Regions from separate parts of the Homo sapiens genome. Here region 2 is linked to region 1. A link is a loop called in an ENCODE intact Hi-C map of the cell type or tissue named here. Cell type or tissue: endothelial cell of umbilical vein. All regions are shown on one strand. Links, peaks and the distances in the headings refer to the core of each region. The heading gives the core; the rest is flanking DNA. Region 1 has its middle 10 kb from the start of LINC01213. Region 2 overlaps LINC01214 (long intergenic non-protein coding RNA 1214).

Region 1 (5,383 bases), core at 163-5,162:
ACATATAGCACTGGCCAATTTCAAGTCCCCAACATGAAGTCATTGCACCTGAAGTAGGAAAAAGCGCCTTTAGTCCCGAGTGTAGAAAGAGGATGGATCTGTTAAACGACCAGCAGAACTCACTTGGGAGTTGGTCAGAAATGCAGAATCTCGGGCTCATCCCAGGGTATGAATCAGAACCTGCATTTTAACAAGATCCCAGGAAATTCATATGCACTTAAAAGATGAGAAGCCCCTGCTCCAGAACTATCCATAGATCCCCAAAGAGCCTCTATTTTTTTAGGTCTAAAGATTCTACAGCAGAGAGCATTTCTATTTTAAATGAATGAAGCTGTGACTTTCTCCAATATAGTTATCACTATCCCCATCATTGTCATCATCACTGACTGTCATCATTACCATCCCCGAGCAGGATCCATTAGATACCTACTTGTTTCATGGACCATTTTTTATATTAAAAAAAAAAAAGCCCATAATAACCTGACAATGTCTTCCCCTAGCTGAGAGCATTTTGACAGATATTTTTTCGAAGTAATCAGAGTTCTTTTTTTTCTTTTTTTTTTTTTCTTGGCTGGTTTCATCCTTTGGCAGGGTTCTACAACTTATTTGCTTTCACTTAGTTTATATCACTGTCCCTGGCAATCTCCACTTTCCCCGACTCCGCAGTTCACTCTTCATCTACCCCAACGCAGCCAGCTCTTCCCTCCCGGCCCCTCCACCTTACTCGAAGGTTTCTGCTATTGTCAGAACAGCCAAAGACAACAATGCTTCAACTGGCAGGAAACAGTCTTCACCCTCTCAGGATTTCCTATTATGTGATGTGCAGCCTTTTCCAGAAACACAATTGCATCTAAAAAAAGAAACTGCCTGGATTTACCTTCATCTCAACACAATGAGTCCATGGCCACCGTAGCCTTGAACGAGGGCCAAACACTCCGAAGCGCAGAGACTCAGAATCAATGGAGGTGAAGGAAGCTGCTTCCCAGGGACTTCCAAGCAAGGGTAGGCAGCTGTTTGCTTATTCCCCATTCTTTTGTTATGTTGTTTGATTTTGCCAGTGAAGCTTGGGTAAGAGGAAGGAAAGAGGAAGAGAGGGGCTACGGACCAAGAGGAAGGAATGGAGGGGAAGGGGCTCAGGATGATCAGGAGTTGGGAGCTATAACTGTAGGGTGGAGGGGATGACTCGAGAGAAAAGGAAAAGTAGCAGGTGAGTTGTTGAATGAGGAAGGATGAACTGGAGAAGAAAGAAAGGACAGCGGAGGTTTCACCATGATTTTTAGCTGTCTCTACATAGCTGGAATGATAGAGACCTCATAGCTGGGTCATGGTTTTCTGAAGTGGAGAATGAAGAGAGTTTCAATGTCAGTGCCAGGTCTGGCAGTTGTTTATTTCCTTCTTTACACCCCATCCCCCACCCCCACCCCCACCCCCAGTAGCATACCTACCTCTGGGAAGAGAAGTTCTCACCTCTATTCTCATTCCCTTCTCTGTGTAGGGAGAGTGCAGGAGAGTGGATGATGGAGGAGGTAAAAACAGTATCTTCAGAACTAGAGAGGATTTAGGTGTCTGTCCCAGTAATCTGAGACAAGAGAAAATAAAATGCAATTAAGTTGTGGGGAAGTAAATGCAGTTAAATAGCATTAGGCAACTGTTTCAGAAGAAATCCAGGCCTGAAAATAAAGACCTGGATTGGATACTGGAGGAAGTGATCCTGTAAGAGAGATGGGGAGTTTTCAGTGGTGAAGCTAGCAGGAGACAATGTGAAGAACATTTGTAATGACCTGGAAATTCAGGAAAAAACAGAGAACTGGTGAGAATCCAGGAGGCATGTGAGTTTGATGTTACCTGAAGAGGAATCTGCGGAAGGCAGCATGTCCTTCTGGGCCTCCAACTCTCACAATTCAGAGGTGAGCAGCCTCAGGCTCTAACCCCAGCTCTTCATTCCTTGCTTCACCTCTCTAAGCCTTAGTTGGGTTCCCCATCTGTAAAACCCAGACAATAACACCCATCTCATAAGGTGTTTGCGAGGATTACAGGAGATGTAAATGAGAAGTGCCACTTCCCATACATTCTCTTCAGGGAATTTATGGGCAGAGTCAAGATTCAGGAGGTGGTAAGAAAATAGTTTCGACCTGAAGTTAGGCATTGGACCAGAGCGAAAAGGAGATGCCAAGAGGCCAGAAGTAGAGTTCAGATCAGACCTGGAATTAAAGATAAGGTGAATTTAAAAATTACTAAGACCCTAAGGATCTACACTAGGTAAGAAGAGGGAAAGTGGTGGCAGTGGGGTGGGAGCCAGGTTTTTGTGCACATTTTGCCTTGGGGCCTCACCAAAGAGGGGATGTGGGAAGTTTCTCCCACTAGAAGCCTTCCAACCTAATGTAGGAAGATGGATAGAATTAGATTATCACCATTTTGCAACCCCTAATGAATAATGAACCTAGCCACTGATCATTATGCCAGTTATTAATTTATTGCCTCTCAGCCCCACATCCACCCTTCAGTAACTGCTCTGGGGTAATGGAATGGACTCTTCAAGCATTTCCCCTTTACAGTGAGATCGATGTGAAGCTTTGTCGGTAGAGGGCGCTGGAGGGACACTGTAGGAGAAGGGGGGCTTTTCTTCCTGGTTCCAGGGTACTGACCTTTGTTTTTTGTTGCTCCAGCTGCATGGTCTGTCAACAGTGCGTGTGTGAGTTACCCAGTGGTGCTCTGCCCCAGCCATATACCCAGAATGTACAGTCCCTCAGTGACCTCAGAGCCCCAGACTCGGCCCAGTGAACCTCACCTCAGTCCTTGGGATGTGGATTAACATCTGCAGTGGAGTCTCAACTCTTCCTGGGCACTGCTTTCCAGCATCAGCTGGCCTGCACCCCAGGATGTTGTTTCCCTGGGCCCACACAACATGAGCATTGCACACCAGACCCTCCACCCATTGCACACATGAGGCCTCACCTCCCAGACTTAACGCACCTGCACTCATTGGTTTCTTTCCTGCTGGCCTGGAGGCTGTGGACCGGCTCTGGCTGGACAGCCCAGTGAACTTAACTGCTATCTAGTAGGCCACATGCTTGCCTGCTCCAATAATGTTGGAATCGCAGCCTTGGGGAAGAGCCCACCCCTTCCAGTTTTGCTTTTCCTTGAGTACTCTCCCCTAGACATAGGGTACTCTTCAGGAGTCTCTTTATGTCTTCATAGGTACTCTCTTATCTTATGGTATTAGTTCATTCTCACACTGCTAATAAAGACATACCTGAGACTGGGTAATTTATAAATGAAAGAGGTTTAATTGACTCACAGTTCCGCATTGCTGGGGAGGCCTCAGGATTATTACAATCACAGTGGAAGGCAAAAGAGAAGCAGGCACCTTCTTCATGGGGTGACAGTACAGAGTGAGTGCAAGCAGGGGAGATGCCAGACGCTTATAAAACCATCAGATCTCAAGATAACTCACTCACTATCACAAGAACAGTATGGGGGAAACCACCCCCATGATCCAATTACCTCCACTTGGTCACTGCCTTGACACGTGGAGATTATGGGGATTACAATTCAAGATGAGATTTTGGGTGGGGACACAGCTAAATCGTATCACTTATCTTAATCGTTCTTTTTATGAAACTTCCAGTATTTGAATTAACGAATGGCTTCTGTTTCTTGAGTGGATCCACAACAACACAATCACGAATGGCTGCTAACTTCACAAAGAGCCAGCCAGAACTATGTGGCCTTGTTGGAAATGTACAACACAATCTTTCAAGTATTCTTGTCAAGACATCAGCCCTGAGTCTGATCAAGCCTTAGATCTAACTAAAAGTATGCAAGAAATACACAGGGCATGGAAACATGTTAAATGACACCATGAGTATCATCAGAGAGTCCAGCCTGTGGGAAACTCCATAGGGAAAATAACCAGAATTCTTCAACAAATGAGGGAAATAATCTATAAATTCAGAGACTTAAAAGGCACTAATTAAAATCTATGGACCTTGCTAAAGGCATCACACTACCTGAATTTAAAACATACTACAAAACCAAAACAGCATAGTACTGGCATGAAGACAGACACACAGACCGCTGGAACAGAATAGAGAACCCAGGAATAAATTTACATATTTACAGCTAATTGACTTTCAACAAGGCACCAAACATTTACTGAGGAAAGAACAACTGCTTCAATAAATGGTGCTGGGAAAACCGGAGATCCATATGCCAAAAAATGAAACTAGACCTCGATCTCTCAACAGACAAAATTCAAATCAAAATGGATTAAAGAGTTAAATGTAAGACTTGAAACTATGAAACTGCTAGAAGAAAATATTGGGGAAACTCTACAGGACATTGTTCTGGCCAAAGATTTTCTTGGGTAAGATCTCAAAGCAGAAGCAACCAAAGCAAAAGTAGACAAATGGGATTACATCAAGCTGAAAGCTTTTGCAGAGCAAGAAAACAACCAATGGAGTGAAGACACAACCTATAGAATGAGAGGAAATATCTGCAAACTATTCATTTGACAAGGGGTTAATAACCAGAATATATAAGGAGCTCAAACAACTTAATAGCAAAGATATATATATTATTTTAAAAATGAGTGAATCATCCGAATAGATACTTCTAAAAAAAAAATACAAATGGCAAACAAGTATATGAAAAAAATGCTCAACATCACTAATCATCAGGAAAATGCAAATCAAAACCACAACGGGATATCGTTTCACTTCAGTTAAAATAGCTGTTATCAAAAAGATAACAGCTTTTTGATAACAGGAATACTGTTATGGAATACTATTCGGCCATAAAAAGAATAAAATCCTGGCTGGGTGCAATGGCTCACACCTGTAATCCCAGCTACTCAGGAGGCCGAGGCAGGAGAATTGCTTGACCCTGGGGGCAAAGGTTGCAGTGAGCCAAGATTGTGCCACTGCACTCCAGTCTGGGCGACAGGGCAAGACTGTGTCTCAAAATAAATAAATAAATAAATAAAAGAATAAAATCCTGTCACTTGAAACAACATAGATGGAGCTGAAAGTCATTATGTTAAGTGAAATAAGCCAGTCAAGGAGCTAATCAGGTGGTTCTTATGGAGGTAGAGAGTAGAAAGATTATCAGAGGCTTGAAAGACTAGGGGAGCAGAGGATGAAGAGAGGTTGGTTAATGGGTGAAAAATATACAGTTAGAAGGAATAAGTACTAGTTTTTGATATCACAGCAGGATGACTATAGTTAACAATCATTTATTGTATATTTCAAAATAACTAGAAGAGAAGATTTGCAATGTTCCCAACACAAAGAAGTGATAAATATTTGAGATGATGAATATTCTAAATAACCTGATTTGATCATTACACATTATATGCATGTATCAAAATGTCACATGTAGCCTA
Region 2 (5,383 bases), core at 194-5,193, 74 kb after region 1:
GATATAATTATATTGACCACTATAGGAGCAATCACATAAGAAGAGAAACACTAAAACAGAAAAGAAACTGATTCAGAATTGTAAATAGGGTGCAAACTGGGGTTTTGTTGATTGATACTGGTTTCAACAGATGAGTTTCTAAAACAAGGCAGCAAATGGATAAAAGGATCAGGACACCAGTGAAAGCTCTAAACAACTGCAAATAAATTAGATTCCTGAGTAATAAATCTTGAATCTTGCTGTTTGATCACCCTTATCAGGCAGAAGCCTGAGAAAATAGAGGAGCTCTCCATCCTGCCCAGAAGGTCAAGGACACACTTGGCATCATCAGCTCCACATTCCTAAGGGGAGGACCCTCCACCGAGAATGCAAAGAATGGCTTCTTGGTCTGGATAAAACCACTGCTTCTGGGGCTGTATTTCCGCTGGCCCATGGCAAGGCAGCATGCAGCAGCTTAAGAATAACACACTTTGATGCTATTCAGCCATTTAACAGAATCTTTGCTGACATGGGAAAACAGCCCCCAATATGTTGTTAAGAGAAAAACAGGCTCAAAGCTGTAAATATAATGTGATACAATTTTTGTCAAGCAACATAAGATACATGAAAAAAACATTATAAGGCTTTGCCAAACATAATGGAAGCCACCCACGTGCGACAGGATTTGGGGTAACTTATTTTCCTGTTTCTTTTGAGTTTTTATTTGTTTTCCAAATTTTCTGCTATATGTGTTATTGCTAAAGTACGTAACAGTTATTTTAAGACATAACTGAAGTAGAAGGAAGGCAACAATAAAGTGATACTGAGAGTAAATAAAACATAATATATTTGTCAGTGCTTAGTAAACAAATCAGTGCCCTACCTCAGCACATAACATTTCAAAGTAACCACAACATGCTATGTTAAATATTTAATTTAAATTTTTATGTGAGGCTGAATTAGGAGGTATTATAAATATTAGGTATTGCTATACTTCATTAGCTAATCAAAATTTATCAAGAAAAATGCACATGAAATTGCTGTTGCCAACATATAGACTCATTTAAAAGTCTTTAAAAGAAATACTGTCATGTTAGAGACCATGACATTATCATGTCTGAATTATGGGGTCTATTCGAAGAGGTTGTGGTGGAATCAGGTGGCAAGGTGGGGGAAGGAAATCCATTCAAATCAACCAATATACAGTAATCTCCTGTTATCTGTGGGGAATATGTTCCAAGACCCTCAGTGGATACCGGAAACTGCAGATATAAATTCTATATGTACCATGTTTTTCATATACATTAATACCTATTATGAAGTTTAATTGATAAATTAGCCACAGTAAGAAATCAACAGTAATGAATAATAATGTAGAACAATTATAACAATATGCCAGCATCTCTACTCTTGCACTTTGAGGTCATTATTAAGAAGCATAAGAGTTACTTGAACACAAGCACTGCAATACCATAACAGTCCATCTGATCACCAACATGGCTACTAAGTGACCCACAGGCAGGTAGCATATCCAGTGTGGATATGGATGCCCTAGACAAAGGGATGATTCATGTCCCATGCAGGGCTGAGTGGAACGGTGAGAGATTTCATCACCACAAAACAATGGGCAATTTAAAATTTATAAATTGTTTATTTCTGGAATTCTCCATTTGATTTTTTTTTGTCCTCAATTGACGACAGGTAACAAACCACAAATAAGGGGGAACTACTGTATGTATTATGCTTTTCGGGGGAAAAAGCCATTGAGGATGGAATTTCTGAGCTTCCCTTAGGTTGTGTTGGCATGACGAAACCGCCCTTCCACAAGGCAGTCGCTACCTCCTTGATTTCTTTATCTCCAGTGCCTAGTGTGTGCTGCAAGGTATTGCCCAGTAAATATCTGTGCCATGAAGAAGGCCAAAGTCTTGCTTACAAGGTGGTGAATGTGCTAAAAGTAATCCCAAGGTCCATATTGGAGAAATACTACTTTGAATTAGAGTCTTGCCAACACAAAGCACACTCGCTTACTATTAAACTGATACGATTATCAGTATGATAAGAAATGATTATCATTTCCTTACACTTACTCTATACTTGCTTACTCACTAACTAGTCATCAGTCACAGGCTGTAAAGTCGGAAGGAAAAACAAACTGCTGCTTCCTGCTGTAAATTCTCTAACTACACTTGTGAAGTCTTTTCGTTTTGTCTCCTTTTACTTTTAGAGAGCCCCCTTTTTATTTTAGTCCAATCAACTAAAATAAGACAGGCTTTTGGTTTAGCCTAGTATTCCCTGAATTTATGGGAAAGAGAATGGCTTTGTGTCTAACTAGATCTGTATGCCAACTTGGGAATATCAGTTCTCAGAAAGCATTATTTCAGTCTCTTCGTATTTGATTTTGTTTGAATCTCCTGTGCTGCCTCACCTATATGGTTACTTAACAAGGGCTGTTCTGAACGCCCAGTTTGGTTGCTGAAGGTGATTGATAAGTGATACACTTTTGTCCTTATGGAGTTTGTCCGTCAAACTGTTTCCACATACTCTGTAAATTGGGAACTTGGCTTGTAAGTTCCAATCCCCATGAATCCTCAAGAACAAGGAACTGACCCTGTTGTTCCTATATTAAAAGCGAATCCAGGAAAGAAGGAAGCCTTCGTGTGCACTTGTCCATTTACCTCATTCCGGATGGAGAAGCACATGCTGATCACTTGGGGTCCCTTCCAACTTTACCAAAATTTGCTGTTTATTCCTTTGTGCATTGTTTCAACAAATAGTTGTTAAGTGCTAACAATGTACAGAGCTATGCAGTAGGTTCTCCAGGGATATACGGTTGTAAAAGACATACCTCTAACCCTCAATAAATTTACATTACATGCCGATTTGCAATCTAGTTAGCTCAGGCAAATTCTCTTCCAAATAAATAATACACATAGGAACAATTCCACCCCAAGCCAGTGGCCTACCTATTTAAAAAATATTAGAAGCTGCCTAATTTCTGTGTGTTTTTTAAAAGATGTATCTGCAGAGTCACATACAGAAACATTCGAATTGTTAATTCCTAATTACGAGTTAAAGTTCCTGCTATTCTTCCTTAGGAGACTAGGTGTTGGGAACCTGAGGTCAGATTTTTAAAAAGGAAGCTTGACCCACATGGATGGTGTAACATGGCTTCACTACAGTAAATAGTAATTCATCAAAGTAACAGGTGAAATGATATAACACAGCTTCTAGGACATTCACAGACATAGGCTTTGTGTTTTTTATCCATACTCAGATTTTCCTTAACCAATTGAACATTCCAGTTCTTTCTTAGCTTCTTAATCCCTTAGCCTACTCTCCATGATATTTCTACTCTTCTGCTTAGTTCTCTGATATTTTTGGCAACACTGACTAATTTCCTTCAGAGACCATTGAAGGCTATTAAATGTCTGTGCCAGAAACTCCTCCAATGCACATGTCATCAAGGCATAGAGAGGTATATTTGCAGTGGACAGCCCCTCCACCCCCTCAAACAAAAGGAGAAAGTCCTCTAACAAACCAAAATATTGGTGGCTGATAATCTCAGCCCAATTTTTTCATCATCTGGGTTTTTTTTTTTTTCCTGTTCTCTTAATTAGATGGAGCCACACACTATGGCATGTTGTAAAAGAGTTTCTGAAGGGCAGAATTTGTGGCAGAGAGAGAGAGTTCCAAACTGGAAGACTCAAGAAATAAACAAAGATACCACAAATGAGAACAGATAAAATGTTCACATTCTAAATCTTTTTTTGAAAGAAAGAAACAATCCTCAGAAGTAAAAATAATTATCATTAGTGGCAAAAAGCAAAACATACACACACAACAGATAAAGGAGATTAGACACTAAAACTGGGAGCAAAAAGGCAGTGGAAATAAGTGCAAAAGTACACATAGAAAATGTTGTAGTAAAGAGAATGAAATAAGAAAGGCATCAGATTGAACCAAAAGAAAGGCAGTGAAAGGAGGATTATAAAAAACTAGAAACAGAAGTCAGAAACAAAAGGGAATTGAAAACTTCAAAATATAGGCACTTAGAAGATGAAAGGATAACTGGAAGAAATGTAAAGACGGGGAGTGGTTCAATGGGGTCTAAAATAATTCTTAATCTCACCTCCCCATCATATATAAAAAGAAAAAATAATATTTTGCATAGAATAATACTTGCAGTGGAAGTTTCAGAGTTACACCTGTTATATGTTTGCATACTCACTGAGCTACTTCTTTCCTTAATTGAAGTTTCACAGAAAAATTATTCCTCCTGAAGAAATCTTTGACAAGAGATTATGGCAGTATCTACCGTTTACATCAGGAAAATTATGCTACTTTTGGGAAAACCAAGGATTCTCTATTTTGGGGGGTGGGGTGGGGAAAAATCTCACCACGGCTGCCTGGAATGAGACAAAAAAATAAATTGCTTTTACTAGGGTTCAGCACATGCTAATCCCACCATCAATTTAGTTAGTCTGTCTTTCTGTAGCAACATTCACTCTGAGGCATCTGCATAGGGTCTTGGTGTCATCAGTGTAACTAGGGTTGGTATTACCAGTTGTTGTCTGGATACGCCCTGTATGTCTGTAAGGTCTGAAGCTAGTGGGACAGGACAAACTCTATAGTTTAGGTTAGGACATCAGAAGAGTACGGAAGGCAATCATTGGCATGCATGGGACACTAAGGGAAATGCTTCTTTAGATAAATGTCTTCCTTCTCTCCCACTCATTTCAACTTCACCCATTCTACACACTAAAACGCAGGGTACTGCTGCAGTTCAAATCTACCCACAAGATGAATAACTGGAATGCATAATCATTGAGTAAAACCAATCATGCCACATTTGGGGACGCTGTAGCCTCAGTTTAAGGTTCATACTCAAAGTTTTGATGATGCCAGCATAGGTCTTGTGACTGCATGGTAAATGGTGGCCTCTGGGGGCAGCAGAATGGCCAGGATGTTAGGCTTCACTAGTTCAAGCTTTAGGTTGTTTTCCACTATGGAAATGGGAGGCTTATGGGAAATCCCTAAGGCTCTGGCCAACAGCAGGGCTTAATAAAATTTGGCTAGTGAAATTAATAAATGAATATATGATTTTTATATCTTCTCCCGAAGCATCAGCTAATTGCAGTCAGCTCCCTCATCTCCTGACCACCCCCAGTCCACTACAGTAGAGTCAGCACATGCAATAATCTAAAGACAGTAATATTTTTACTTGCTACTCCTGCATTTATCACTTTCTCTTACCATTTGATAAAATCATTCTATATGAAGTATGAGGGACTTATGTGTGTCCTTCATGTATCTTTTTTTAAAGCAGTTTTAAGTTCATAGGAATATTCAGCAAAAGATACAGAGCGTTCTCATATGCCCCCCACACATGAACAGCCTCCCCGAC

The links. Peaks named below come from ENCODE experiments on the same cell type or tissue, not always from the same donor. Only the 100,000 strongest peaks of a DNase experiment are listed, where the experiment ranks them.
Region 2: a loop joins it to region 1, with 4 times the contacts of the local background. A loop is called at or near these places in 2 of 110 quality-filtered maps.

Annotation. Positions count from the first base shown.
Region 1 is chr3:150,225,369-150,230,751 of GRCh38, forward strand. No RefSeq gene overlaps it. Among named protein-coding and RNA genes, the nearest start is that of LINC01213, 10 kb to the right of the region's middle. In endothelial cell of umbilical vein, for the core only: a CTCF peak has its summit at 2,590 (motif pointing right); DNase peaks (open chromatin) are centred at 843 and 2,603; H3K27ac peaks cover 445 bases; H3K27me3 peaks cover 34 bases.
Region 2 is chr3:150,299,062-150,304,444 of GRCh38, forward strand. All of the region lies in intron 1 of LINC01214 (long intergenic non-protein coding RNA 1214), which reads right to left. Among named protein-coding and RNA genes, the nearest start is that of LINC01214, 22 kb to the right of the region's middle. In endothelial cell of umbilical vein, for the core only: a CTCF peak has its summit at 4,891 (motif pointing left); DNase peaks (open chromatin) are centred at 2,120 and 3,290; H3K27ac peaks cover 2,129 bases.